7 separate regions of the Homo sapiens genome follow, and regions 1, 2, 3, 5, 6 and 7 are each linked to region 4. Evidence: chromatin contacts called from ENCODE Hi-C or POLR2A ChIA-PET data. All regions are on one chromosome and are shown on one strand. Each heading gives the region's core, a stretch centred on a gene start or an enhancer-like site at or near the end of the contact. The rest is flanking DNA. Distances are from core to core; before and after follow the strand shown. Region 1 overlaps HIPK2 (homeodomain interacting protein kinase 2). Region 2 holds the start of ZC3HAV1 (zinc finger CCCH-type containing, antiviral 1). Region 3 overlaps CREB3L2 (cAMP responsive element binding protein 3 like 2). Region 4 has its middle 38 kb from the start of PRSS2. Region 5 holds the start of LUC7L2 (LUC7 like 2, pre-mRNA splicing factor). Region 6 holds the start of FMC1 (formation of mitochondrial complex V assembly factor 1). Region 7 overlaps HIPK2 (homeodomain interacting protein kinase 2).

What was found. A loop is a pair of places that touch in the nucleus more often than their neighbours do. ChIA-PET counts read pairs that join two places held with the same protein, here RNA polymerase II (POLR2A). Pooled maps may share reads with other maps.
Region 1: a loop to region 4 is called in a map with no recorded cell type, with 20 times the contacts of the local background. The contact joins two enhancer-like sites. A Hi-C loop is called at or near these places in 3 of 37 single-sample maps with no recorded cell type and 2 of 50 pooled maps.
Region 2: a loop to region 4 is called in a map of B cell, with 15 times the contacts of the local background. The contact joins the promoter of ZC3HAV1 here to the enhancer-like site in region 4. A Hi-C loop is called at or near these places in 5 of 168 maps with a recorded cell type or tissue (B cell, CD8-positive, alpha-beta T cell and naive thymus-derived CD4-positive, alpha-beta T cell), 2 of 37 single-sample maps with no recorded cell type and 12 of 50 pooled maps. POLR2A ChIA-PET finds 5 or more read pairs at or near these places in 4 of 52 experiments (CD4-positive, alpha-beta memory T cell, activated CD8-positive, alpha-beta T cell and activated naive CD4-positive, alpha-beta T cell).
Region 3: a map of OCI-LY7 shows a loop between it and region 4 (17-fold over the local background). The contact joins two enhancer-like sites. A Hi-C loop is called at or near these places in 1 of 168 maps with a recorded cell type or tissue (OCI-LY7), 8 of 37 single-sample maps with no recorded cell type and 5 of 50 pooled maps.
Region 5: a loop to region 4 is called in a pooled map, with 20 times the contacts of the local background. The contact joins the promoter of LUC7L2 here to the enhancer-like site in region 4. A Hi-C loop is called at or near these places in 8 of 50 pooled maps.
Region 6: a map of naive thymus-derived CD4-positive, alpha-beta T cell shows a loop between it and region 4 (11-fold over the local background). The contact joins the promoter of FMC1 here to the enhancer-like site in region 4. A Hi-C loop is called at or near these places in 1 of 168 maps with a recorded cell type or tissue (naive thymus-derived CD4-positive, alpha-beta T cell), 1 of 37 single-sample maps with no recorded cell type and 11 of 50 pooled maps.
Region 7: a map with no recorded cell type shows a loop between it and region 4 (7-fold over the local background). The contact joins two enhancer-like sites. A Hi-C loop is called at or near these places in 1 of 37 single-sample maps with no recorded cell type and 2 of 50 pooled maps. POLR2A ChIA-PET finds 5 or more read pairs at or near these places in 1 of 52 experiments (B cell).

What each region holds. Positions count from the first base shown.
Region 1 is chr7:139,701,666-139,704,944 of GRCh38, forward strand. All of the region lies in intron 2 of HIPK2 (homeodomain interacting protein kinase 2), which reads right to left. Among named protein-coding and RNA genes, the nearest start is that of HIPK2, 75 kb to the right of the region's middle. Within about 2 kb of position 1,286, at least 11 of the 41 ENCODE cell types and tissues checked have a DNase peak (open chromatin) inside an H3K27ac peak, as active enhancers do.
Region 2 is chr7:139,107,972-139,111,491 of GRCh38, forward strand. ZC3HAV1 (zinc finger CCCH-type containing, antiviral 1) reads right to left here and starts at 1,749. Exons shown (of 13, transcript NM_020119.4): 1 at 1,053-1,749. The coding sequence starts at 1,360. RefSeq lists enhancers at 648-777, 1,358-1,457, 1,402-1,905, 1,698-1,857.
Region 3 is chr7:137,979,618-137,983,204 of GRCh38, forward strand. The region is part of intron 1 of CREB3L2 (cAMP responsive element binding protein 3 like 2); the gene reads right to left. Among named protein-coding and RNA genes, the nearest start is that of CREB3L2, 21 kb to the right of the region's middle. RefSeq lists enhancers at 1,856-1,905, 1,916-2,005. Within about 2 kb of position 1,707, at least 4 of the 41 ENCODE cell types and tissues checked have a DNase peak (open chromatin) inside an H3K27ac peak, as active enhancers do; they include OCI-LY7, where a contact is called at or near this core.
Region 4 is chr7:142,807,075-142,810,729 of GRCh38, forward strand. It overlaps TRB. Among named protein-coding and RNA genes, the nearest start is that of PRSS2, 38 kb to the left of the region's middle. RefSeq lists an enhancer at 1,315-2,514 and a cis regulatory region at 1,636-2,527. Within about 2 kb of position 1,862, at least 10 of the 41 ENCODE cell types and tissues checked have a DNase peak (open chromatin) inside an H3K27ac peak, as active enhancers do; they include B cell, CD8-positive, alpha-beta T cell and OCI-LY7, where a contact is called at or near this core.
Region 5 is chr7:139,357,834-139,361,220 of GRCh38, forward strand. It overlaps LUC7L2 (LUC7 like 2, pre-mRNA splicing factor), which reads left to right and starts at 2,061. Exons shown (of 10, transcript NM_016019.5): 1 at 2,061-2,489. The coding sequence starts at 2,429. All of the region lies in intron 2 of FMC1-LUC7L2 (FMC1-LUC7L2 readthrough), which reads left to right. RefSeq lists enhancers at 1,196-1,325, 2,046-2,095 and a silencer at 2,326-2,755.
Region 6 is chr7:139,339,921-139,343,364 of GRCh38, forward strand. FMC1 (formation of mitochondrial complex V assembly factor 1) reads left to right here and starts at 1,417. Exons shown (of 2, transcript NM_197964.5): 1 at 1,417-1,602. The coding sequence starts at 1,465. FMC1-LUC7L2 (FMC1-LUC7L2 readthrough) reads left to right here and starts at 1,417. Exons shown (of 11, transcript NM_001244584.3): 1 at 1,417-1,602. The coding sequence starts at 1,465. TRR-CCT4-1 (tRNA-Arg (anticodon CCT) 4-1) reads left to right here and starts at 780; the gene lies at 780-852. It also overlaps a transcript of LUC7L2 not described here. RefSeq lists enhancers at 598-657, 968-1,037, 1,068-1,137, 1,393-1,960, 1,408-1,657.
Region 7 is chr7:139,729,486-139,733,002 of GRCh38, forward strand. The region is part of intron 1 of HIPK2 (homeodomain interacting protein kinase 2); the gene reads right to left. Among named protein-coding and RNA genes, the nearest start is that of HIPK2, 47 kb to the right of the region's middle. Within about 2 kb of position 1,431, at least 21 of the 41 ENCODE cell types and tissues checked have a DNase peak (open chromatin) inside an H3K27ac peak, as active enhancers do.

The sequences.
Region 1 (3,279 bases), core at 36-2,535, 3.1 Mb before region 4:
GCCTAAGAAATATATCATTTCTTTGGGGATCAAATGGATAAATGAATAAGAAGATGGATTATACTAAACGCAAATTATTTAGAGGAGGGATAAATCTCTTTTGGTTATGGCAAAGGTAGCACTTGAGTTTCACAAGGGGAATGGGGCAGAACTGGGTTTGGAGGCCTGGAGGCGGGGGAAGGCAGGGAAGGCACCTTATGCCAAAGGCACCGTGCAGACTGGAACGGACGGTGAGCAGGTCAGGCTGCTGCAGAGGCCACATCGGGAGAGAGTGGCAGAGGGGCAGGCTGGGGCTACCCAGTAGGACTTCGAATCCCAGAGCTTCTAATCCCAGGTTAGGGATCTGGACGTGGGAGCCAAGCAGGGAGCACACGAGGAGCAGAGAAAGAAGAACACGCTTTAGGAGGTGTCTTTTGAGAGCAAGGAAGGGCAGTCCCTCCCAGTGCTGCTCCAGACTCCAGCAGCGCAGGCCGGGGCACGAGACAGCGGCGGGAGAGGCTGGGCAGCCTGATCGTAAGCTCAGTTCTGCAAATATTGGGGCCTCTTGCTGCCAGGAGTGGCCCTGAAAACCCACATCTTACACTGGCTGCTCTGAGCTGCAGAGGACACTGTGGAAGGACATTTACAGGCTGTCGACCCTCTTATTTCCTCCAAAAAAATAAGCAAATGCCCCTGTGGAGACAGGGAAGCATCCTGGCTCTGAGCCCAGCATGTGGCCTTGGGCCACAGCCCAGTCACGGGGGTGCATATCCCGGGTCGAGCTGCTGGGACCACTCCAGGCACAGGGACCCTCGCCGAGGCCCAGCACTTAGAATGAGGATACGTACCCCATTACATCCAGGACAAAGGAAGTTCTCTCCCTGGGGGCTGGGGGGAGACCTTTCCTGCAAAGCCAGCTGCTTCTCTGTAGTAAGCTTGAAAATGCCCTCAGGAGGGAGGGTTGCCACAGGGGAAAGCTGGTTTTGAGATAACGATTACAGGGAAAACCATGATGTCTCATGCATGGGCATGCAGGCCATGGGCGTAAATAATCATGTCAGAAGCAAGGGGAGGACTCCTGGGCACACAGAGGACCCCTGGGCACACGGAGGCTGGATCAACAACCCCACTCAGCCTTCATCTTCTCTCTGGACTTGCAAAGTCCTGCTATTTCAGCCATAATAGTTTGTCACTTCTCTGTTTCTAGTGGTCAGTCCTTAACTTTTGGAGGACAAGTTGATGAGCCACATACACAAAACAGCACATAAACTAAAGAAACTGCATGCTATCAATGCTTCCTCCATCAGCAGCTGTTTACGCCCCAGAGTTGTTTTCGTAGGTTCCCCTGTCCGGCCGTTTCCAGAAATGACTGGTTACCCTCCTGGCCATCCTGTGACAGGATGAACAAACATATCTTTTTTACCCAAACACAGCACAACAAAACAAAAACAGGAAGAAAAATTAGGCATGGTACGGCTTATGGGTTTAATATTATCAACAATTTCCCTAGAGGTCATTAGGGGTAAATAGATTTAAAATCATTTTGAAAATATTTTAAAAACGGAAAGTTCTATGAATTTTAGCCCATGTATAGATTTGTGTGACCACCACCACACTGAGAATACAGAACAGCCACATCATCCTAAAACCTCCCGCTGCTGCTCAGGGTGAATGTTTGACTTTCACAAGTGCGGACATCATCTGGCTCTCTTGGTGCCAGATCTATTTATATTCTGGGGGTTCGTACTTAGTGCATTTTATTTGCCAATGTAAGTTCTAATTTACAAAAAGAGGAGGACGAGAAATCCTTCATGGAGGTCAGAGGATGACAAAGAAGTGGCACCAACAGTTTGTCCCTCATGTTCTGGCCAAATAAATTTTATGGCAAACGTCCACATATATAAGGCTGTGACTGGGGATGACACTTCCCCAGTCATGAGAATTAGGACGAGGAAGGAGCTCTAAATACAGAGAACACCATGCACCAGTCTACCTGCTGCCACTGGATACACACACAGCAGCACATGTAACCAACACATACCACACCCAACACATACACCCCTCCACACCCACACTATATCCAACATACACACCCGACACACACCACACACACACACACCCACACACTACACCCAACACACACCACACACACACCCCACACCCCACACACTACACCCAACACATACACCTCCCCCACACCCACACTATACCCAACCTACACACCCAACACCACCACACACACACACACGCAACACATACTACACCCAACACATACAACCCCTCCACACCCACACTATATCCAACATACACACCCCCAACACACACCACACACACAACCACACCCAACACACACCACACCCAACATATACCCCCTCCACACCCACACTATATCCAACATACACACCCAACACACACACACCCAACACATGCACCCCCTCCACACCCGCTATACCCAACATACACACCCAACACACACCACACACACACCACACACACACACCATACCCAACACATACACCCCCTCCACACCCACACTATATCCAACATACACACCCAACACACACACCACACCCAACACACACTACACCCAACACATGCACCCCTCCACACCCACACTATACCCAACATACACACCCAACACACACCACACCCAACACATACACCCCCTCCACACCCACACTATACCCAACATACATACCCCACCACACACACTATACCCAACATACACACCCAACACACCACACACACCACACCCAACACATGCACCCCCTCCACACCCACACTATACCCAACATACACACCCCCAACACATACCACACACACACCCAACACATGCTACATGTGCCCACACTACACCCAACACACACACACACCCCAACACACCCCCACACCCCATACACACAGCAACATATACATACCCCATGTGAACACATACAAACCATACACATGCCTACCATACATAAACACACCCAACACACACCCCATACACACAGACGTGCTCTGTCTTCAGGGGAGTCTTAAACAGGCTCTTTGGCATCACTCCAGCCTTGGCTTTTTGACCCTAGTGATGTCAGTGGTGATACACGTGGCTGCAGGAGGTACCAGCAGGTGTCAAAGGCAGTTTAACCCCCAAGGCCTCCAGCGCCCCGTCCCACCACTCTCCTCGGAGGCCCCTGCACTCCACCGTCGGACTACAGGACTCTAGCGTTGCTCCTGGGCCAGAAGCAGCAGCCTGGAGGTGCAGCTCTCAAGTCAGGAAGTATACCCCCACCTTCCTCCCCAAGCAACCAAGATCTGTCC
Region 2 (3,520 bases), core at 499-2,998, 3.7 Mb before region 4:
AGGCAGAATCCGCCAAGAAGGGAAAGAGACTTCACAAAAAGGACTTGGTGATGACAGATTGTGAGGAGGATTAAAACCCTGCCTGGGGGAAAAGATGAGTTTGACTCCATGGACAGGACACACGCGGGAGAGGAAGGGCTTGGGATCAAGGGAAAGGCCTGGGCAGCGAATGTGGACCTGGAAGCCATCTTTTTAGATGTGCAGCTGTCCTCGAGGGAGCAAGCTCTCTTAGGGAGAAACTGGGAAGAAAATCACTCAAGAGTCTTAACCCAAACCTTGCAGCGCATCTGCATTTAGACGAAAAAAAAAAAAGGCAAACGGAAACAACAGAAGCAGTGGCCCGAGACGTGAGCCACACTGCTTCAAAGGGATTTAAGAGAGTTGTCCCAAGGCAGGCGGTCAACTGCGCGCGCCACCGTAGAGAGACCACCCGGAGGGAAGGCCCGCGGCTGCTACAACTTCAGGAACCTGGAAAAGGGCCACCCCTGCTACGCGCCAGGCATCAGAAAAGCGGTGATGAGGGGCATGGGGGTGACCGGGAAGGGAGGGACAAGCAGAGAGACCTGCGGCTCGCTCCGGCGGAGACGGACCGGGGGCCCAGGGCGGCTGGGTTACTGGCTCCGCCACGTCTAGGGAAGGAGGTAGTAGGGAGGGAAAGACTCAAGATACCAAAGACGGGAGGCTCTTTCCTTCCTTCCCAAACCTGCCTACCGCTTCTCTAGGCCCTGGCTGGCTCCAGAGCACTTTATTCTTCTGATTCGTGCGGGCGGGCGGGGAAAGGGGTGGAGGTTGAGCCTGGTCTCCTCCAGGCACTAGCATTTTAGCCATTCTCGAGAAAATGTCTGGAGGTGCCGGAAGGAAGGGAACTGCAAAGGTAGAAGCGCGGGCCCTGCAGAGGCTCCCAGAGGGGAGCAGAGAAGGGAGTGGCTGGAGGCGGAGGCTGTCAGGTGCGGGGTCCCGGCGAAGCCGTGCCCCTCCCAGAACATTGCCCGCCTGGACAGTCCACCCCGACCACGGCTGCGGACAGCGCCCCTCCCTCCGGGTGCACTCACCGCTCGGACTGCGAATAGTTGCACCGGCCCAGCAAGTTGAGTTTGCAGAGATGCAGGTTATCGCAGGGTCTCTGGCAGTACTTGCGACGGCAGACCCGGGCTCGAGTGGTGGCCACCACCGATCGGGTGATCCCGGCCTCGCCGCCGGTCTCCAACACCACAAAGCGGTCGGGCCCGGCCACCTGCAGCACCTCACAGAGCTGCGGCTCAGACAGCGCGATCTCCTGGAGCAGCGCGTCCAGGGCCATGCGGCCCCCGTGGGCGCACAGGATTTTGGTGATGAAGCAGCACACCTCCGGGTCCGCCATGGCGCGCTGGCTGTGCTGGCTCTGCCGCGGCGCGGGACTCGGTTCCGCGGAAATCGGAAATCGAAACTTACAAGTGTCCAGGGGCGGGCGCGGGCGGTGCTACTGCTGGGCGCGCCCGGAGTCAGCGAGGGCGCGCTCTCCGTCGCCGTTAGCCCAGCCCAGCGATCCACTCTCGGCTCTCAGGTCAAGAGGCTAGATCTCACCGACCGGGTCCTAGTGGCAGGTTTACAGCCGGCCGCAAGGGCAACTGGGTGGAAAGAAAGAGAACGCGCGGGCAAATCTGCTGGTGACCGCCTGGGGTGGCCCCCTCTCGGTTCTAGGCTCGGCGAGGGTGAGGTTCTCCAGCCGGGCTCCGCGAGCCTTCTTTAGAAAGAAGAGAAACTAAAAGCGATCTTGGGGCTCTGGCCGGTGTTTTATAAGCCAGCCGACTGAGGCGTGTGACGCAAGTCCTGAGAGCCCTGTTGAGGAGTGCGCACCCCACCCATTCCCGGAAAGAGCAGACCCTAGCGAGCGCTTCCTGCGAGCCGTGCGCTCTGCCTCTGTTGGTAGTGAATCTTCCCAGCAACTCCACATGGTAGATATTATTATCCTCACCCTGAACTTGAGGAAGTAACTTGCACGAACACGCACTGGCATCAAGCGGAGCCCAGATGCCACCGAGTTTCCCCAAATCGCGTCCCCAGGCCCCAGATCGTGGTACCCCAGGCCCCGATGTGCAAGTTTCTCCTCCACCACCGTGCCCTCTTAAAGAACAACGATTGCCACTCTCCCTCGTTTCTGCCTTCTCACGAACTTTTGGACAAACCACTTCTTGACATGGTCTTGCTTACCTAGAATCGCTAACTCGGTGCCCTGAACCACTGCTTGTACCTCAATCACGGTGGACATGCTAAGACATATCCCAAGATTTCAGATCGGTTCCTCCCCGTAGAGATTGGGACAAGAACTTTTCCACCGTGGGGACGTACTTTGACCCCCAGAGTTGACATAAAGATTGTTTTTAAGTGAAAACATTGAGCTACAGAAGATGTAGAAAGAAATCTTAATGAAACTTCCCTTATCTGACTAAAGCAAAACCTCCCGAAAACATGGTGCCATTAAAAGCCTCTCGGAGTATTCAGCTGCCAGGAAGACAGACTGTCCCATTACCATTAGCACCAAAAAACCCAATGGGCTGGGTGCTGTGGCTCAGCCCGTAATCCCAGCGCTTTAGGAAGCCGAGGCAGTGGGAGGATTGCTTGAACCCAGGAGTTCAAGACTAGCCTGGGCAACATAGTGAGCTCTCTTCAATAATAATAATAATAATAATAATAATAATAATAATAATAATAATAAAAACAACCCGGGCATGGTGGTGTGCAGCCGCAGTCCCAGCTACTCGGGAGCCTGAGGTGGGAGGATTGCTTGAGCACGGGAGGAGGCTGCAACGAGCCGGGATTGTGCCACTGCACTCCAGCCTGGGGGATAGCGCTGAGACTTTGTCTCAAAAACACAAAACAACCCAATCAAAACTTCCAAACTCTCCTACTGAAGCCCTAAAACTTTCCTTTTTGTTAAGTTGAGGTATATAAACCTTTACTTTTGAGTTTTCTGTTACTGGAAGCTCCTGCATGCATGTGTAAATAAACTTTGTCTTTTCTCCTATTTATCTGTCTAGTGCCAGTTAATTTTTAGGCCCCCAAAGACAGGACACAAGTTGAAGAGAAAAAAGGTTTTTTTTTCCAACATCTTCAAATAAAATAGATGGGTCATTTGATCAGATAAGAAATACATCTTTTTAAAAAATAATAGATTCTGGTTGCTAACTTAGAAATTCTTCAAAATGATTAATGAGAATTCTCCTCAGTTTTGTCATTCATGGTATATAAACCCTCTTTCAGGAATAGAGTACTTTGTTATGAAAACCAGCCAAACATGGGGGCCACATAGGATCATCTTAGGATGTCTAAGAGGGACATCTTGTTCCCTCTAGTTGCTGCTTCTATAGTTGTCTTTTAATCCACTTGGCCTTATTTGTGGTCTGACAGGTTCCCAGGGACCTTTTATTATCAAATCAACTAAGTTCTAGATGTTTATTGACTATCTTCTATGTGGTATTTACATTAGTTAGTAATGTAAGGACATGCAGAAGTTTAAAAAACAGTCCCTGCACTCAAGGAG
Region 3 (3,587 bases), core at 457-2,956, 4.8 Mb before region 4:
CGGGAGGCTGAGGCAGGAGAATGGCGTGAACCCGAGAGGCGGAGCTTGCAGTGAGCCGAGATCGTGCCACTGCACTCCAGCCTGGGCAACAGATCGAGACTCCGTCTCAAAAACAACAACAACAACAACAACAACAACAACAACAACAAAGAACACTGCCTGGCTCTTTCAATCTCTGGCCTTGAGACATGCTGGGACTTCTGAGTGGACAGGTATAAAAGGGATCAGTCAGAAATGGAGACAGCAGGGAGCCTGACTCAGATGTAGAACAGATCCCCAAGAAGGGATCCAGGGGAGGCCACATCAGTTTCTTGGGCTCCATCTAGCTTGATCTGGCATCAGTACCTGGTGCATGCGGATGATGGGTGAGTCCAATCAGCCTCACAGGAGGCAGCAGAATATTCTAGCCAGCAGTTCTCAAATTTTACATGCACATGGATCATCTGGGGATCTTCAGATTATAATTCAGAAAGTCTAGAGTAGGGCCTGAGATTCTGAATTTGTGACAAACTCCCAGGAGATGAATGTTGCCAGACCATGGACCATGCTTTGAGTAGTCATACTCCAAGCCAGTAGTTCTCACCTCGGTTTCACTTTGGAAGCACTGGGAGAGCTTTTAAAATGCCTGATGCCCAGGCCTCATCCCAGAACCAATTAAATCAGAATCTCTTGGGCTGGGACCCAGGCATCAAAGTTGTTTAAGCTCCCAGGTAAGTGTGATGTGCAGCCAAGACTGAGACTCTTTGCTCTAGACCGTGGGGATGGGCAGAGCAGGAGCTTCATTGTTCCAGTGGGTTCGCCTGGCCTGGGGCAGCTCAGGAGAGTGGTCACCCAGGCTGAGTTATGCAAGTGACCACAGGCTCAGTTAAAAAGGTTCCAAACTGGTGGGGGGCAACCCCAGGCCTAGACAAACACAACCAGAGAAAGGGGAAGAGAAGACTTGCTGGTGCCCAGGGCTTACCCCAAGCATTGCAGACACCTGTAAAAATCAGGCCTACTTTCAGACTTCCCCAACCAGTGGCCCAGGCTCCTAAAATACATGACATGGGATTTCTCCATACAGGCTCCAAAGCTGCTAGAGCTATAGGCTGAAGGTCCTCAGGATTTCAACTGAGAGGGAGGAGTTGGGAAAGGCAAACTAGGAAACAATTTTCCACTGGCCATCAATAAAATTCCTCATTAATTTCTAAGAGTGACCAGCTCCTCTCTTTGCCTCTCCTGCTCTTTACTGATGCACTGGCCCCTGTTCCTCCACAATGTGACCCCCCTTTGTCGCCAGCTACTCCATACATTTAGAAAGTCAATTCTGCAATTTCCAAATGCCAGACAGAAATCCCCTCCAAAGACCCTTAACGATGATGCACACCAATAATGTGACACCCTCCAGAATGCCAAGATCTGCTGAGGACCCCGAGTCCTTGCAATAAAGCAGGAGAACCTGAGATAAGATCCCAAGCCCTGAGTTCAGGTCCTCACACCTGTCAGGACTGAGCAAAGCTCTAGGAAAACCGGCAGAGTTAAAGCCCAGAGGAGGAGGGGAAGGCCTGCGTGAATGAAAGAAAGAGGAGAGCAAAGGAGACAAAAAGGGAAAGAGAAGGAGAGAAAGGAGAGGAGGAAAAGGGAGCCTGGGTGGAGAATAGGAAGGTGGAGCATGGCAAAGGCCTCCAGCATTCTTTGGGGACTGGTCAGGGGTAGCAGTGACCTAGCCTGAGGATAAACCCAGATTCTATGAGGGCCTGTGCTTTTAAAATGGATTCATGTTTACCAAGTTTTAAAAAGGACTGAAGTGACTTAGAGAAAACATATCAAATGAGGTCAAATAAAATTCAACATGGGTGTAGAGAAGGATTAGTCATGTGGGAGAACCAGGAAGTAGAGAACAAGAAAAAATAATAAGTATGGGGCTAGAAAACAGTCCAGACCCCACAGAAATTAACTAGGAAAAAAGTCACAGACCAAAAATATATACCCATGAGTCCCAGCCTTGCTCTTGAGATCAGTTAGCCAGGCAGGCAGTGGTTTAGCTCAAGGAGGGATGAATGAATGTGGGGGCCAGAGCCCTCCATTTAGAGGCAGAAAAGCCAGCTTCTACTATTGTCTGCTTTGAGTCCGAATCTTGAGAATACTCCGAAATGCCTTTAATAAGCACAGTGGTTTTTCTGGTTTATGATGTAAGACAGCCACTCGTTTCATGTATTCTCCAAAAATAGAGTTTGCTCCAAAAATAAAAAGTAAAAGAAGTCAACAAAGGGTTAGGTTTCGAGTACAGAGGCACAGGGCAGCTTTTGGGGGAAGAGCTCTCTCTCTTTAGTTCTTGGGCAGTAAGCTCACCTGCCAGCAGTCAGGGTCTAATTAGTGCCCAGCAGCAAGAGGGAGCAGAGCTTCTCTGGAATGCTCCAGGGGGATGGGGCTGCACAATGAGGTGGGGGGTATGCTGGTGGTGGACACCAGTGTGCACAGACCTGTTCCTTCTCAGCTTCTACTTTAGAGGTACAGTCTCTGGGACATTAGCTTTTACCACTGTTAGGTCAGCAAACCTTTTGAAAATGTGATGAAAGACACACATATGCACTGCACATACAATGCCCTAAAGAGCATTTCCAGAAGTTCCCAGACCCTCTTGAGGCCATAAACTCAGCTTAAGAACCTTCAGTCTGTAGGTTTTCAACTCCCACAGGTTTCTTTCAGTAGAAAACACACTGCTCTGGTCACCGCCATGAGTCCTTGGGAACCTTATGAAACTCTAGTGAACCCCCAGTGCTATGGGGTTGAATTGTGTTCCCTGCTGATGTGATTTGGCTGTGTCCCCACCCAAATCTCATCTTGAATTTAGCTCCCGCAGTTCCCATGTGTCATGGGAGGGACGCAGTGGGAAGTCATTGAATCATGGGGGTGGGTCTTTCCTGTATCGTTCTCGTGATAGTGAATAAGTCTCACAAGATCTGATGGTTTTATAAAGAGAAGTTCCCTTGCACAAGCTCTCTCTTGCTTGCCACCATGTAAGATGTGCCTTTCACCTTCCACCAAGATTGTGAGGCCTCCCCAGCCACGTGGAACTGTGAGTCAATTAAACCTCTTTCCTTTATAAATTACCCAGTCCTGGGTATGTCTTTATCAGCAGCATGAGAACGGACTAATACACCTGCAAATTCATATGCTGAAGCCCTAACCTCCAATGTGACAGTATCTGGAGACTGGGCCTGAGGGTTAAATGGGCTGAAAGGATGGTGCCCTCATGATGGGATTAGCATCTTCATTGGAAGAGGACATAGCAAAAAGGAAGAAAGAAGATGCTGTCTCTACCACAGGAGGACATAGTGAGAAGATGGCCATCTGCAAGCCAGGAAGAGAGCCCTAACCAGGAACAGAATTAGCCAGCACCTTGATCCTGGACTTCCCAGTCTCCAGAACTGTAAGAAATAAATACCTGTTGTTTAAGTCACCCATCTGTAGCATTTTATTATAGCAGCCTGAGCAGACTAATACACCCAGATACTCTCAATGCCAAAATACAGTCTACCTGTTCCCATGTGTGCCATAAGAGCCTCTGAAACACTAGTCTCCTTATTTCTGCCCCCTCCACCAAC
Region 4 (3,655 bases), core at 612-3,111:
TCTTGGGGAATATGGGGCCCCAAAAATGAGTGAATGGCTTCTGTAGGTCAGCAAAAAGGATCTGAAAATGAGCCTACACCTGTGACTATTTCCAAAGGATTTTTATCAGCTTGCTCTGCAACTGATCTCAACTGCCCTCTGTGAATATGAGCATTTAATCCACACAACATGTAAAGCTAATTCTCAGCTCCTTTTTGCCAACCTACAGTTGCTATTCACTTATCTCTGGGACCCTATAGTCCCCCCAAAAGCCCTCTCAGGTGTCTACATGCAACAGAGTGCCCATATTCTGGCAAGAACCCATAAATCTATGCGAGACAGAATCATTAGAAACTTTAAAACTTGAGTTTTTGGAATGGAAAAAAAGCATGTAGTGGATGGATGAAAACATTATCGTAGCAAAGAAGATGTTGTAATGCAGAGACCTGGGTTTAAGCCTTAGTTCTGTCATTTATCAACTATGTGACCCTGGGCAAGTGATCACCTCTGAGACTCAGTTTTCCTTGCTGTAAAATGAGCTCAATTACAAGCCCAACTTCATAAGATCGTTTTATCTCATTTAACCCACACAACATGTAAAGCTTTTAGAACAATATCAGTAAGTATTAGGTGTTATTATAACTACTACCAACCTGAAGATTTTTTTCAGGCAAAACATTTTCAGTTTTCTCAATTTTGTTATTATAGGGCACAGTTTTGAGCACGTCCTACTTTCCATAGCCCAATCACTCCCTTCTGAAAACATTAAAGTTTGTTTTTATCCCTCTATCTTTTAAAAAATGTGTTGTACAGGACCTGACCCAGCACCAGGTGGGTTCTGACCTACAAAGAGTAAAGGGGGAACTTTGCCTCCTCTTTCTCAACATCTTATACGTTAGTTGGTTCCATTAGGACAATTTATCTACTTTTTGTACGCTCACCATCCCGTTGACTCACAGAGCTCACTTTGACTCACCCCCTGGGTGTTTTTTCACATATCCTTCTTTCACATATTCCCCTTCCTGTGTTCATATAGATGGTTTTCTCTGTTTGGTGGGGGAGGAGGGAGAGAGAGAATGTTTATCATGTTTATTCAGCTTATCTCTCCAACCTATTAAGATTCTGCAGGATTCTAATTTTGTGATTCATTATATTTATCCTTCTATCCTCATGCCATCTCAGATATGATCATCTTGCCTGATTCATTACTATAAGAGTGATTCATGAAATTCATAGCAAGATCACAGCTCAACAGAGACCCCACATTCCCCAAGCCTTGTCTGAAGTCCAGGAGCTGCTAAAACACAGAGAATTAGCTTCTGGTCCTCCTCTGGCCCCAGCTGCATGGCTCTGAACAACTCATTTTTATTCTCTGGGCTTATATGTCCTCCTCTGTGATATGAGGACATTGGGTAAAGTGATCTCTAAGAATCTTCAAACTCTGCTCTTCAGATTCTCTGATTCAAAGCCTGCAGTCTCTGAAGTACCAAGAGAATGGGAACTCAGAGAAGCTAAGCTCTTCCTGGCCTCAAATCATACATATCTGTGACATAGTCTCAGACAGTCTGATGGTGGAAGAGGACAGCACTGGCACTGGAGTCCCACAGTTAGCAAGAGTCAACTGGAGCCCTGACACCTGTTCCCTGGCCCTCCTCCATCAAAAAGGTCTAGGGCCATGAATGACAAGAAAATTGTGTTAAAAAGGAGAGTGGCCCTGAATCAAAAGGTGGGAAGTAATGAGATGTAAATCGGGGTCTTTTAGGTAATAGCTGACAACTGGGGTAGGAATGGGGGTTCTGAGCCCAGTGCTGGCTGCCGGGCTGTTTATCTCTGAGTCACATCAGCACCAAGCCACAGCAGCCACCTGCCCTAGCTCCATCTCTTACAGTCACAACAGGATGTGGTTTGACATTTACTGGGTCCTGCATCTGGGGTGCCTGTGAAAGTTGCTCCCTCCACCCACCCACCTTCAGAGCATCATGAGAACCACACTCACCGCATCCGGCACCCAACCCCCTCCTATGCTGCTCTTTCTACCTGGGCCCCTGGTTAGCATCCTGGCAGTAGAAATAGAACTTCAGAGGGGAGGGGCAGGGTCTCTAGAGGGGAATCTAGGTATCCCAGATCCATGTGCAGGCCTCCCCTCCCCCAACACATCTTTACACCTGCTGGAGGTTATGCACAAGATCAAAGGCCACAGTGGGCACCATGAAGATAGTGGAGAATGAAAAACAGCTGCAATAACTGCTCTGACCCAGTTGGGATCCCTTCTGGTCCCACATCACTCAGGCAACTCTCTCTTCCCACCTGCCCCCCAAACTCCCTTCCACCTCCCTCCACATGTATCCTCCCACTTCCTTCCACTCATGTAATGAGAGGTGCTGATGAGTCACAGGAGAGGTAGCCCTAGATAACCAACAGACTGCAAAACGGACAGTCCCTGGATGTCTGAGCCAGTGTTTGTGCACTGCATTGACTGGCTCCTCGTAGTTTTTTCCTGTAGTTGCTAAAGCCTGTAAGGTCTGTGTGATGAATATTTTCTAACACATCTTAGAAGAACATAATGCAAGACAGAATGAAAAACTAGAGAGGCAGAAACCCCCAAAGTAAGTAGTGGGAAATTACCAGGTATATAATAGGTCAAGCCTGCTCTGCAGGAGCTCAAGGGATTGTAGCATTCTTATCCCAAACCACTGAATCCTGGGCAAAAATAAGAAGTCGCCTAATTTTAGTATTACCAGCTTCCCAACCCCGGGCATTCTTCATCTTACTCAAGCTGTCCAGAGGCCCCAGGGTGACTCCCTATAAGTCCCATGGGTGGCTGAGATCTATTTAGAGGCACAAGGGTATCTCCTTATAAGTCCCATGGGTGGCTGAGATCTATGAGAAGCATCTTGGGGAGAGTGCCTCTGGCCACCAGCATGTGGCCCTGAATCTTCCATGTGCAACTGGCCAGGGAAGGAGATATATGGAAATAGTCATCCTGCACATCTGCAAAATCAGATGCAAATCCTGGAAGCTCTCCTAGAAAAGAGACAGCCTCATCTGATTAAAGGGGCAAGTGAGTTTGATGAATTATTGGCAAGAGACAGCATGTCTGAACAGGATCGGTCATCCTAAACTGCTTTCCTTTGTCCCCTGGAATTATAATGACTGTGGATTTCTGAGTCCTAGATGGTATGGAAACAGTTATGGGAATGAACAGTCTTGCATGAATAAGAGCAGATAACATGGAGGATGTTAATTTGTTCTGCTGAATTTAGGTGGCTTTCAAGCCTCTCCTTCAATGCTCACCTGTCTCTAGGATGCTCTGTGCAATGATCAGGACTTTTTTTCTTCAGATTCTCTAAAACTTACAATATTCACATAGACCTGCACATTTCTACACAAACTGACTCTCCTGCTTGCAATGTCATTTTGCTTATATAACTATTAGCCTCCTAAAGAGCTAAACTTAGCTACAATTTTATGTCCTTTGTGAAGTTTTCCAGAATTTTTGCAGTATATTACAGGAAGGAAAAATCTGCCTCAAGTCTCTACTAATTCTACTTGACTAGTGGTGATTGCCTGAGACATTTCTCTATTAATGAGGATTCTGAAGCTGTATAAAGCCCCTACAGAATCAGCATCTGAATAGGCACAGCATAGGGTTCAAGTTTCATGGTTTTGCCATCCA
Region 5 (3,387 bases), core at 811-3,310, 3.4 Mb before region 4:
GGCATGCGCCACCACGCCCAGCTCATTTTTTCTATTTTTAGTAGAGACAGGGTTTCACCATGTTGGCAGGCTGGTCTCAAACTCCCGACCTCGTGATTCGCCCGCCTCGGCCTCCCAAAGTGCTGGGATTCCAGGTGTGAGCCACTGCGTCCGACCTCAAAAATTTTCATTGGCCCAATACGCATTTATTTTTGAGATAGAGTCTTGCTTTGTACCCAGCCTGGAGTGCAGTGGCATAATCTCGGCTTACTGCAACCTCCACTTCCCGGGTTCAAGTGATTCTCCTGCCTCAGCCTCCGAGTAGCTGGGATTACAGGCACGCGCATCCATGCCCGGCTAATTTTTGTATTTTTAGTAGAGATGGAATTTCACCATGTTGGTCAGGCTGGTCTCGAACTCCTGACCTCAAGGTGATCCGCCCGCCTCTGCCTCCCAAAGTACTGGGATTACAGGCATGAGCCATCCCTCCCAGCCGCAATATACATTTAAAGGAATTTTGGGACTATTACTACTATTCATGTTTTTTATTGATCTGCTAATAACAGTTCCAAGGCGATGAGTATACAGTGTTAATGGAACACAAATCTCTATTATTTCCTTTCAAAGTATCCAGGAAGTGCCTGTCTTCTTAAACATTTGATTTTATTAACTCATTCTTCTTACAGTTTTAAATTTCTTTTTAGGCGATGAATATACAGTGTTAATGGAACACAAATCTCTATTATGTCCTTTCAAAGTATCTAGAAAGTGCCTGTCTTCTTAAACATTTGGTTTTATTAACTCATTCATTTTTCTTACAGTTTTAGATTTCTTTTTAAGCAACCTTTCTTCCTGCACACTGACCTATGTCTTACTTAAGGAATTTTTTTTTTTAGAAGTCTCGCTCTGTCGCGCAGGTTGCAGCGCAGTGGCGTCATCTCGACTCACTGCAACCTCCGTCTCCCGGGTTCAAACGATTCTCCTGCCTCAGCCTCCCGAGTAGCTGGGGAGGCGCCCGCCATCACGCCCGGCTAATTTTTATATTTTTAGTAGAGACAGGGTTTCACCATGTTGGCCAGGCTGATCTTGAACTCCTGACCTCAGGCAATCCACCTCCCTTGGCCTCCCAAAGTGCGGGGTTTACAGGCGTGAGCCACCGCGCCCGGCAAGGAATTAATATTTTACTAAAACAGTTTTTAGAAACACCAGGGAAAGGCTCAGGGCTAAGTATTTTATTCCAGTTTGTTCTAACAGCCACGCCATAGCAGACGTGTGACCACCTCCACCAGCCCTACGAGGGGTAGAACTGAAGCCAAGGCCCCAGTCACGGGCCGGGCTTCAGAATCCAGGCTTCCCTGCGGCCAGCGCCGCTGGCTCCCTGCTCCCCGAGATCGCCTCCCCAGTAGCTGAGAATACGCTGAGTTTTTATGGTTTCACATTCAGACTAAGCCGCCCGCGACCTTGTAGGTAAAGATGAATCCGAATGGGTCGGCGCGCCTGTTTCCTAGGGTACTGCTTTCGGGCGCTTTCTCCTGAAGTTGACACTTCCCAGCCGAGGAGCCTTAAAGCCCCACGCAGCGGAAGGAACGCGGCCCCGGCGGCGGCGAGACAGGCCTGCTCCCGGCCGGGAAAGGCGCACGAGAACCAGGACGCGTCCACGCCACTCGGGGCGGGCGTTCGCCCCGAGCACGCCCACCTCAGACGCCAAGGAGGCTGACCGCAGTCCGGTCGACGATGGGCATGGTCTCTACTTACTTTCCGCCCAGGCTAACCTCTAGCGCATTTTGCTAATTTGGGTCTGAATCGCCATCACCGCGGGCAGCGCAGCCTTAGCCGCCAGCCCTACAGCCGGGAGGGAATGTAATGTAAGGTTTGGCGCCTCGGGGCGGATCCGGCTTGCACAGTCAGTTAAGGAACCAGAGTATCGCGAGATCCGGGGTAAAGGGGCGGGAGGAGCGCGCGTGCACGCGCCCAGAGCCGTTAGGGTGGAACTCCACTCGGGCGGGGCGGGCGGAGTGATACAGCTGGACGCCAGTTGGTGGAGCCCCCGCGGGAAACGACTGAGCGCGAGGAGCGTGCGCGCTCCCGTCGTGGCGACGGTGGCGGCGAGCGGCGTCAGAGCTTGAGGGGGGGTTGACGGCTTCTGGCGGGTGGCGGTGTTGAAGGCGAGAGCTTGCTTGGCCCGTGTCGCTTCTGTCCCAAGAACCGGACGGAGAGTGAGGGCACGAGGGTCGCTGTCGGGGGCTGTCGTCTTCCACGTACACGTCGTCGTGAGGAGCGCAGTCCGGACTCTTCCCGCAACCCCTCCGGCTCCCTTTCCGCACGCCTCGAGGCGGCGGCGGCCACCGAGACAGCAGCGCACCTTCCCCCATCCCTTCCCCTTATCCCCCAGCCCAAAAGGGCCCGGTCTGCGCCCCACCCCCGCCCGTCCGCCCGCTACGCCGCCGCCATGTCGGCGCAGGCCCAGATGCGCGCGATGCTGGACCAGTTGATGGGCACCTCCCGGGACGGTAAGTCTCTGCCAGGGCCCTGGGGGTGGGGGAGGGGACGGGGACGGCGAAGGGAAGGGGTTCCGAGGGCGCACCTGGGCGCGCGCGTGTGGCTGAGTAAGGGGCTCCCAGATTGGTAACACGAGGTCCCCGTCCCCCGTCCCATCCAATCAGGGCTCGGCAGGCGGGCAGGGGGGGCGGTGACCATGCGGATTGGCGGGAACTGCTGCCAATGGGGTGAGGCGGGGCCTGGAGGCAGAAAGGAGAGTTTGTGCTTTTAATGTTGACTTGGCTGAGACGGGAGAGCCCGCGTCTCTGTTGCGTAGTTGGGGGGCCCGTTTTGTCGCTGGTTAGGTACCTGCGGAAAGCTAAGGCCTCCACCCCCGATATAATTCCTTAACCCAGAGCTTTGGGATCATCCCTCGCCGCCGTCCTCCAGAGTACCTAGAGAGAAGCTTCCCCCTCCTCTTCCTGGGTCAGGAGGAAACCTTTATTACTAACCCAGTCTCAGAGATGCACCCTCGAGCCCCACAGAAACAACCATTTTTATGGAAAATCTGACCCAAACCATGGTTTCTTAAGTGGGTGTGTTTGGCCCCATTTTGTGAGAAGGAACATGTTATGGCCTGTTTTTCCGAGAGACCTCCATTTTGTTAGACAATTTAATAGAGGCTTTGTTCAGTAAATATTGACAAATGTTGCATGTCCCTAACAGAACGATTTTGAAAATTTGGTACCCAGTGAAGTAGAATAGAGGAGAACAAAGATCCTTTCAGGCGTTTAGTTTAGAATCTGTATAGAGAGCCCTTAATTGCTGGATTATCCTTTGTCATAAAGAGAATTTCTAAATAAAATGATGAAATGCTGTTGCTTTTTTGGTGATGTTAATTAGTAATGTACTCTCAAATTCAACTTAAAT
Region 6 (3,444 bases), core at 167-2,666, 3.5 Mb before region 4:
TTGCCCAGGCTAGAGAGCAATGGCGCGATCTCGGCTCACTACAACCTCCGACTCCAGGGTTCAAGCAATTCTCCTGCCTCAGCCTCCGGAGTAGCTGGGATTACAGGCATGCGCCACCACGCCCGGCTAATTCTGTATTTTTAGTAGAGACAGGGTTTCTCTGTGTTGGTCAGGCTGGTTTCAAACCCCCGACCTAAGATGATCCGCCCGCCTCGGCCTCCCAAAGTACTGGTATTACAGGCGTGCGCCACCACGCCCGGCCTGCGGAAATGGCCTCAACGCTTCAACCGGAAGCAGAAATTGACCGCGGCAGGCGCCATCTAACGGCCGCTGGAGCAAAGCTCCTCCTGGAAATTCGCAACACCGGAAAAGGTCCGGCTGCTTCCGGTAAAAACCCACCAGAGCTGACGTTCAGAGGGCGAGTCTCGAAGATCCGGCCAATTTGCCCAGCGCGCTGTGCTCCGCGACGGCGCATGCCCGCTTTTGCGCAGGCGCGGGGACTACGGCGCAGGCGCGGAGACTATTGCGCAGGCAAGCGCGTACGCAGAAGCGTGCGCGCGCCCGTTCAACGTCCGGAGCATCGGTGCAGTTTCGAGGGTAAAGCCTTTGGCGCGGTGATGTGGACTTTTGTTCTCTAACTACAACTCCCAGCATACGTCACCCCTCACGTGGGCGCTAGGTGTGGTTTCGTGGGATAGGGTAAGGCGAAAATGAAGTGACGATGACGTACCAAAGAGGAAAATAGTTGAATATGTTGTGTGAGCGCGTCGTTTGCAGAAGCCCCAGTGGCCTAATGGATAAGGCATTGGCCTCCTAAGCCAGGGATTGTGGGTTCGAGTCCCATCTGGGGTGGCCTGTGACTTTTGTCCTTTTTTCCCCTTTCTAAACAAAGCGAAATATGCCAACTTTACTTTTTTTTTTTTTAAATGGGAAGTGTGTGTGTGTTTTTACTAGCTGGTGGGCTGCAATTTTCGAGAATCTGCACACACCCATGTCCTTTGTCTGAGCCGCAGGTCCCCTGGGATTTGGGGAGACGTCAATACGTTGAATTTTGATATCCCTTTTATAAATCATTTAAAAATGTCTTCTCAGCGTGTTCCATATCAAATCCACACCCACACCCCCCGCCGGGCCCGCTTCTCCTGAGACTCAGCGGTTGGTCGGCTAACGGGCATCTTCAATGACGCAGTGAAGAAAAGCCCCTGTTTCCCCAAACCCTTGTTCTGGGTTAGAGGTCCTGGTACCTTCAGTTAACAGTCGGGTTTCGTTTGATTTTGTTACGGCGCCCCTGGGCCTTCGATTAATAAGGTTCGGTCAACGGACAAGTGAGCGGTTCCACTGCTCGTCAGTCGATAGGGGGAGTCGGTAGTCTGTCCGACCGTACCATTAGGCGCCTGGGCCGGAGGAGGGGTTTTCAGGGTCGTAGGACGCCGTTGGGCACCACGCTCGGAGAAGGACAGGACAATGGCGGCCTTAGGGTCCCCGTCGCACACTTTTCGAGGACTTCTGCGGGAGTTGCGCTACCTGAGCGCGGCCACCGGCCGACCCTATCGCGACACCGCGGCCTATCGGTACCTTGTGAAGGCTTTCCGTGCACATCGGGTACGGGAGCCATGTCCCGGGTGCTCTACGTGCTGGGGAGGGAGGAAGAGCCGGGTCTGGGCTAGGGTGGGGAGCACGGTGTTTAATTCCTGCATTTCTGAGGCCAACCCTCCCACGGAGCCCTGGTTCTGACCAAACCAACCCAGGCCCTAGGCTCCATGCTCTGGCATAAACTCGGGGACCAAAGGACCAGCGGGGGGGGGCGCAGAGTCGCTCTGGGGACGTCAGCCTGTCCTGCAGAGGGGCGGACCCGTCCCGAAGGATTTCATTGGCTGGTCTGTTGCCTCTGCGGAGGGCAGTCAGGAAAGTGGAATGGAGGATTCAATGCTGGGGATAAAACAATGAAGATGGAGTTGAAGGGTGTACTGTTGCTAGACTTAAAGCCACAGCATCTGGCCAACAATTTCCTCACCCGTCCCCTAGAAAAGTTATTCTAAGAAGCATTTCTTTTTGAGGCGGAAAAGAACAACTGGGCTTTAGGGAAGGAAACTTGCTGCCCTTGAGCAATGTGGGGAAAGGGAGAACGATCAACTGTCGAATTTCTGAGCCACGGACGTCAGAATGTAAAATCTTAGAACTCAAATTCACCTAGTTTTTAAAAGGTGGCAACGTTAGGGTCTGTGCTAGGAACCTGGTCTAAACAGGAAGAATCAGATGCACATGTGTCCTGTCCTTAAGACACTTGCTGCCCACCTAAGGAGCCATACAGTAAAGTACTGAGGATAAATAAGTGCTCAAGGTGTAGACAACAGGGGCTGGGGTATAAAGAAGGGGTAGTTAGGGAAGGTTTTCCGGAGGAAATTAATCAGGGACCTGAAGGCTAATTTGGAGTTAGCAAGTAAATTGGGGTTAGGGTCCAGGTTTAAAAGCTACACAATTGAAAGCCCAAGGGGAGAAAAATTGCCAGTTGAGAGTGGTTTAGCCCTAAGGTGTGGTGGGTGAAGTGGAGGTAGATGAAGTGGTAGGCCGAACAGGAACTTAAACTTTATTGTAAGTGTAATGGGAAGCCATTCTAAGATTGTGATCACCTCCCAGGTTCAAGCGATTCTCCTGCCTCAGCCTCCCGAGTAGTACAGGCAGGCGACATGCGACACCACGCCCGGCTAATTTTGTATTTTTAGTGGAGACGGGGTTTCTCCATGTTGGTCAGGCTGGTCTTGAACTCCTGACCTCAGGTGATCCGCCTGCCTCGGCCTCCCAAAGTGTTGTAATTACAGGCGTGAACTATCAAACCTGGCCCCATTCTAAGATTTTTAAGGAGGTGACATGATTATAGTTGTACCTTATGGGGATAACATTATTACCCTTGAGAGAGACTTGGTAATGGTTCTGAAATTCATGGTACATTCTGGAAATACCACTCTGGAATGCACTTGAGCATAGGGGAAATGGTTTCTGTTTCCTTCAGGCTCACAGCTAACTGAATAACCATCCCATTTTCTCTATCCTTTCCCTCCGGAGAAGGGATTCTATTAGGGAGAAACCTACCCTTTCTCCACAGGGAAAATACAGTGTTCTATTTCATTTGATCTCTTTTGGGTTCTTGTGATCTATTTACTGTTTCCTGTCTATTGCTGACCCTTTTGTCCTCATGATTCAGGCTCAACCGAATCAAGAGCAGTATTCTATCCTACATTAACCTAGAATTCCCATGTCAAATTCCACAAATTTGGGCTTATATATTAATAGAAGTGGATGCTATGATTTGTTAATGCTTGACATTGGTGTTGATTTCTCATAAAATTTAAATTACTAAAAAGTTAAATTTGTATTAAAGCAGATTAATTCTGTTTTTAAGCAGCTAATGAATGTTGCTTTCAACATGATCTGCAGATCCTAAAA
Region 7 (3,517 bases), core at 181-2,680, 3.1 Mb before region 4:
GTGGCTGGCAGTGGGCGGCCAAGTTCAGGCCACCCCTCTTCATGCCCCTCAGCATCGAGGAGGAGCCCCGGCTTGGTTCTTCCTCGTGTGCCCTCTCTCACCTGCCATCCACATTGTTCTGTTTTTCAACACTGCATTTTCTTTCCAATGGAGGATCTCAAGAAGACAACCTTTTAAATAAACGTGGTGGGATGAAAAAGGCAAACACCCACAAACTATGAAAACAAAATCAGCTGTACTTCTGGTTTCAACCCAGAGGAATTCCATTTAAATCCACATTTTTTCAAAGATCTAGAAGGCTGCTTACCTTGTCCCTGAAATGTTCTAAATAAGGACGGTTAAAGTTTCAGCAGTACCAGTTTTCAGGTGTTTGAATCACAAACCTTTACGAAAGAAAGCACCTTCCCTGAATTTTTCAGCCACTTCCTAACATGACATACCAATGTCCCTCCATTCACTACTGGTTCAAAATCCTCACTGACCACCTCAAGAGACAAGTAAACCAGACCTGCAGCAGATACTGAGGAGGCCAGGTGTGTGCCTGGCAACGGAAGGTAAGCCTCAGATGGACTTTTCCTATCCTTTAGAAATGTTTGGTAAAGTCTAAATCAAGACTAAAAATCTGGTAGGCTTTTTCTCTTCTGAGCAAGAGTGAATTTGTTAGCCTTAAATGTCTGGTACTATGTTGGTAAAGTAAAATGATGCGTTTTACTAGCCAAACACCCATTTCCGGCCCAGTCCACAGCTGAGGTGCCTTTTTGAGCTACCTCAGGTTCTACTTCAGAAATGTTTGTGGCACACAGAATCAGAACTGGAAATCTACTCTATTCTTTCCCATTTTGGTGTTCTTGTTACCATGTCACTGCAATTTTTTCTCTCTTTTTTTTTTTTTGGAGACAAAGTCTCACTCTGTCGCCCAGGCTGGAGTGCAGTGGTGAGATCTCGGCTCACTGCAACCTCCACCTCCCAGGTTCAAGCAATTCTCCTGCCTCAGCCTCCCGAGTAGTGGGGATTACAGGCATGAGCCAACATGCCCGGCTAATTTTTGTATTTTTAGTAGAGATGGGGTTTCACCATGTTGGCCAGGCTGGTCTCAAACTCCTGACCTCTGGTGATCCACCTGCCTTGGCTTCCCAAAGTGCTAGGATTATAGGCATGAGCCATCGCACCTGGCCCTAATTTTCATTTAAACTAAAAACTGTGTAGATTCTATTACTATGTGTCCTCCCAAAAGATATGTTAAGTCCTAACCCCCAGTACCTGTGAATGTGATCTTTTTTGGAAATGGGGTCTTTTCAGAGGTAATCAAGTTACAATAAATTCATTAAGGTGAGCCGTAATCCCATATGACTGGTGTCCTTGTAAGAGGAGACACAGACATACACACAGAGTGCGGGCCACACATCGACAGAGGCAGAGACTGGAGCAATGCAGCTGTAACCCAAGGGATGCCCAGCATTGTTGGGAGCCATCAGAAGCCGAGAGAAGGCAAGAAGGGGATTTACCTGGAGTCTTCGAGGGAACGTGGCCCTGCCAACTCCTCCAAAACTGTGAGAGAAGACATTTCTGTTGTTTTAGGCCACCTATTAATAGTTTGTGTTAATTTGTTACAGTCACCCTATGAAACTAGTACCCTCTGCAAAATAAGTCAGGATGTATTTCATTGAAAAGGCATGTCTGTACTCAAGCTATGATAAAGTATTTATAACAATCGCAAAGTGACGCTGGCCAAATGGCAGGTTGCCCTCTCAGCCTCCCGGCCTGTGTCTGTGGCCTCTTGGTTAAAAAGCAACAGAAGCATCTACAGCTTTACTCCCACGTTTTAGTCTTAATTCCTGCCAGGGCACTATACACCTCCTCTCCTTATGCAAATATATTTGTTCATTGTGATTGAGGTTTGACTTCAAAACAACAAAATTTCTAAGGAAGGCATCTAAAGTTCGATCTGTTCTCATCAGTGACGTCCACAGTTAAGAGGCCACAGACGGCACTTCCTCAAACCTGCCTTTTCTAAACCTCAACTTCTTGCTGAGTTATACAAAGGAACCAGGACAAAGGGCCGCCAAATGGGTTCTGCGCTCAGTGCAACACCTGTTTGCACACCCCTTGTACTCATGTTTATGTATTTCTTTGAGCATTTCTCTCACAGGCTGTTCTCTAACTGCAAAGAAAACTTTGTGAAAGATGTTTTGCAGACACAGTGATGCCGGGGATGTGAGATGCAGATAACCCTTTCCCCCAGGCTCTCTTTAAATACAGGATTCATTTCATCCCCTTCTTAAAGCACAATAATCCATCCTTCTTACTTGATTTAAATAGCAACTGCTATTTACAACAGGAGCTCCATGTTACAACTGTTTTGTTCCTTGGAGAATTGTTTCATTCCCCTCAGTTGCCTTTAACTGACACCTGACTAAACTCAATTAGGGATCACTTCGGGAAAGGTACCACCTCCACAACTCGCAGGGAGAGGGAAGAGCAGGAAGAAACGAAAGGAAGAAAGCTGGAGTGTGGGGAAAGTTGGCACGGATGCTGAGAGGAAAAGGAAAAAGAAACTAAAGATGAGAAAAAGGTGAGAAAAGAGAAGGCAAGTGAAATTATATTGGAGCACACTAAGAATAATAAAGTAGCATTGTAATGTGCTTTGTAAACTATAAAGCATAATAAAAATGCAATGTGGTATTATTTGCAATATTTAAATAGGTGCTTTTGTGTGTGTGTTTGTGGATATGAAAATCAGCTGGTACAGGGATCCCTTGGCAGGGCAACCAGTGGCCCATTCTAAGCTGTGCAAATTAAAGTGGGTTCTTTGGTCTGTTGCAAGGACATTTTTCTACTGTGAGTCACTGTCATCAAGCCAGTCCTGGCGTTATTACCCAACAACTCCATGGCACGGAGCCACTTACACCCAGTGCTGGGAGGAGGTGCCCACTCAGATAATACTGGTTCTTGTAGCGGGGCGCCTTCCCCACGTACATCTAAGATGTCTGATAGCTCTCCTATGTCTTGCTTTAAAACAGACAGGATGGCATTTGGTGATGTAGGCCATCCCTATCTTCATAGGGGTCTGTATTCCAAGAGCTAATTTTCAGATTGTTTCTGCATTCTCAACAACTAGGTCAGATGCCAGTGCTGCCCTTTCTAGCTCTGTGATCTCAGCAAGTTACTTAACCCCTTTCTGCCTCAATCCCCTCATCTCTAAAGTGGAGACAGTAATCATATTTCATAGGGTCCTTGTGAGGAGTAAATGAACATATATATATATAACTATATATAACATATATTATATATGACATTATATAACATATAATATATATAACATATTATATATATATGTGTGTGTGTGTGTGTGTGTGTGTATAAAATAGTGAGTCCCTGATATGGTTTGGATCAGTGTCCCCACCCAAATCTTAAATTGTAATCCCCAGTGTTGGAGGTGGGGCCTGGTGGGAGGTGACTGGATCATGCGGGTGGTTTCTCAAGAATGGTTTAGCACCATTCATCTTGGTACTGTCCT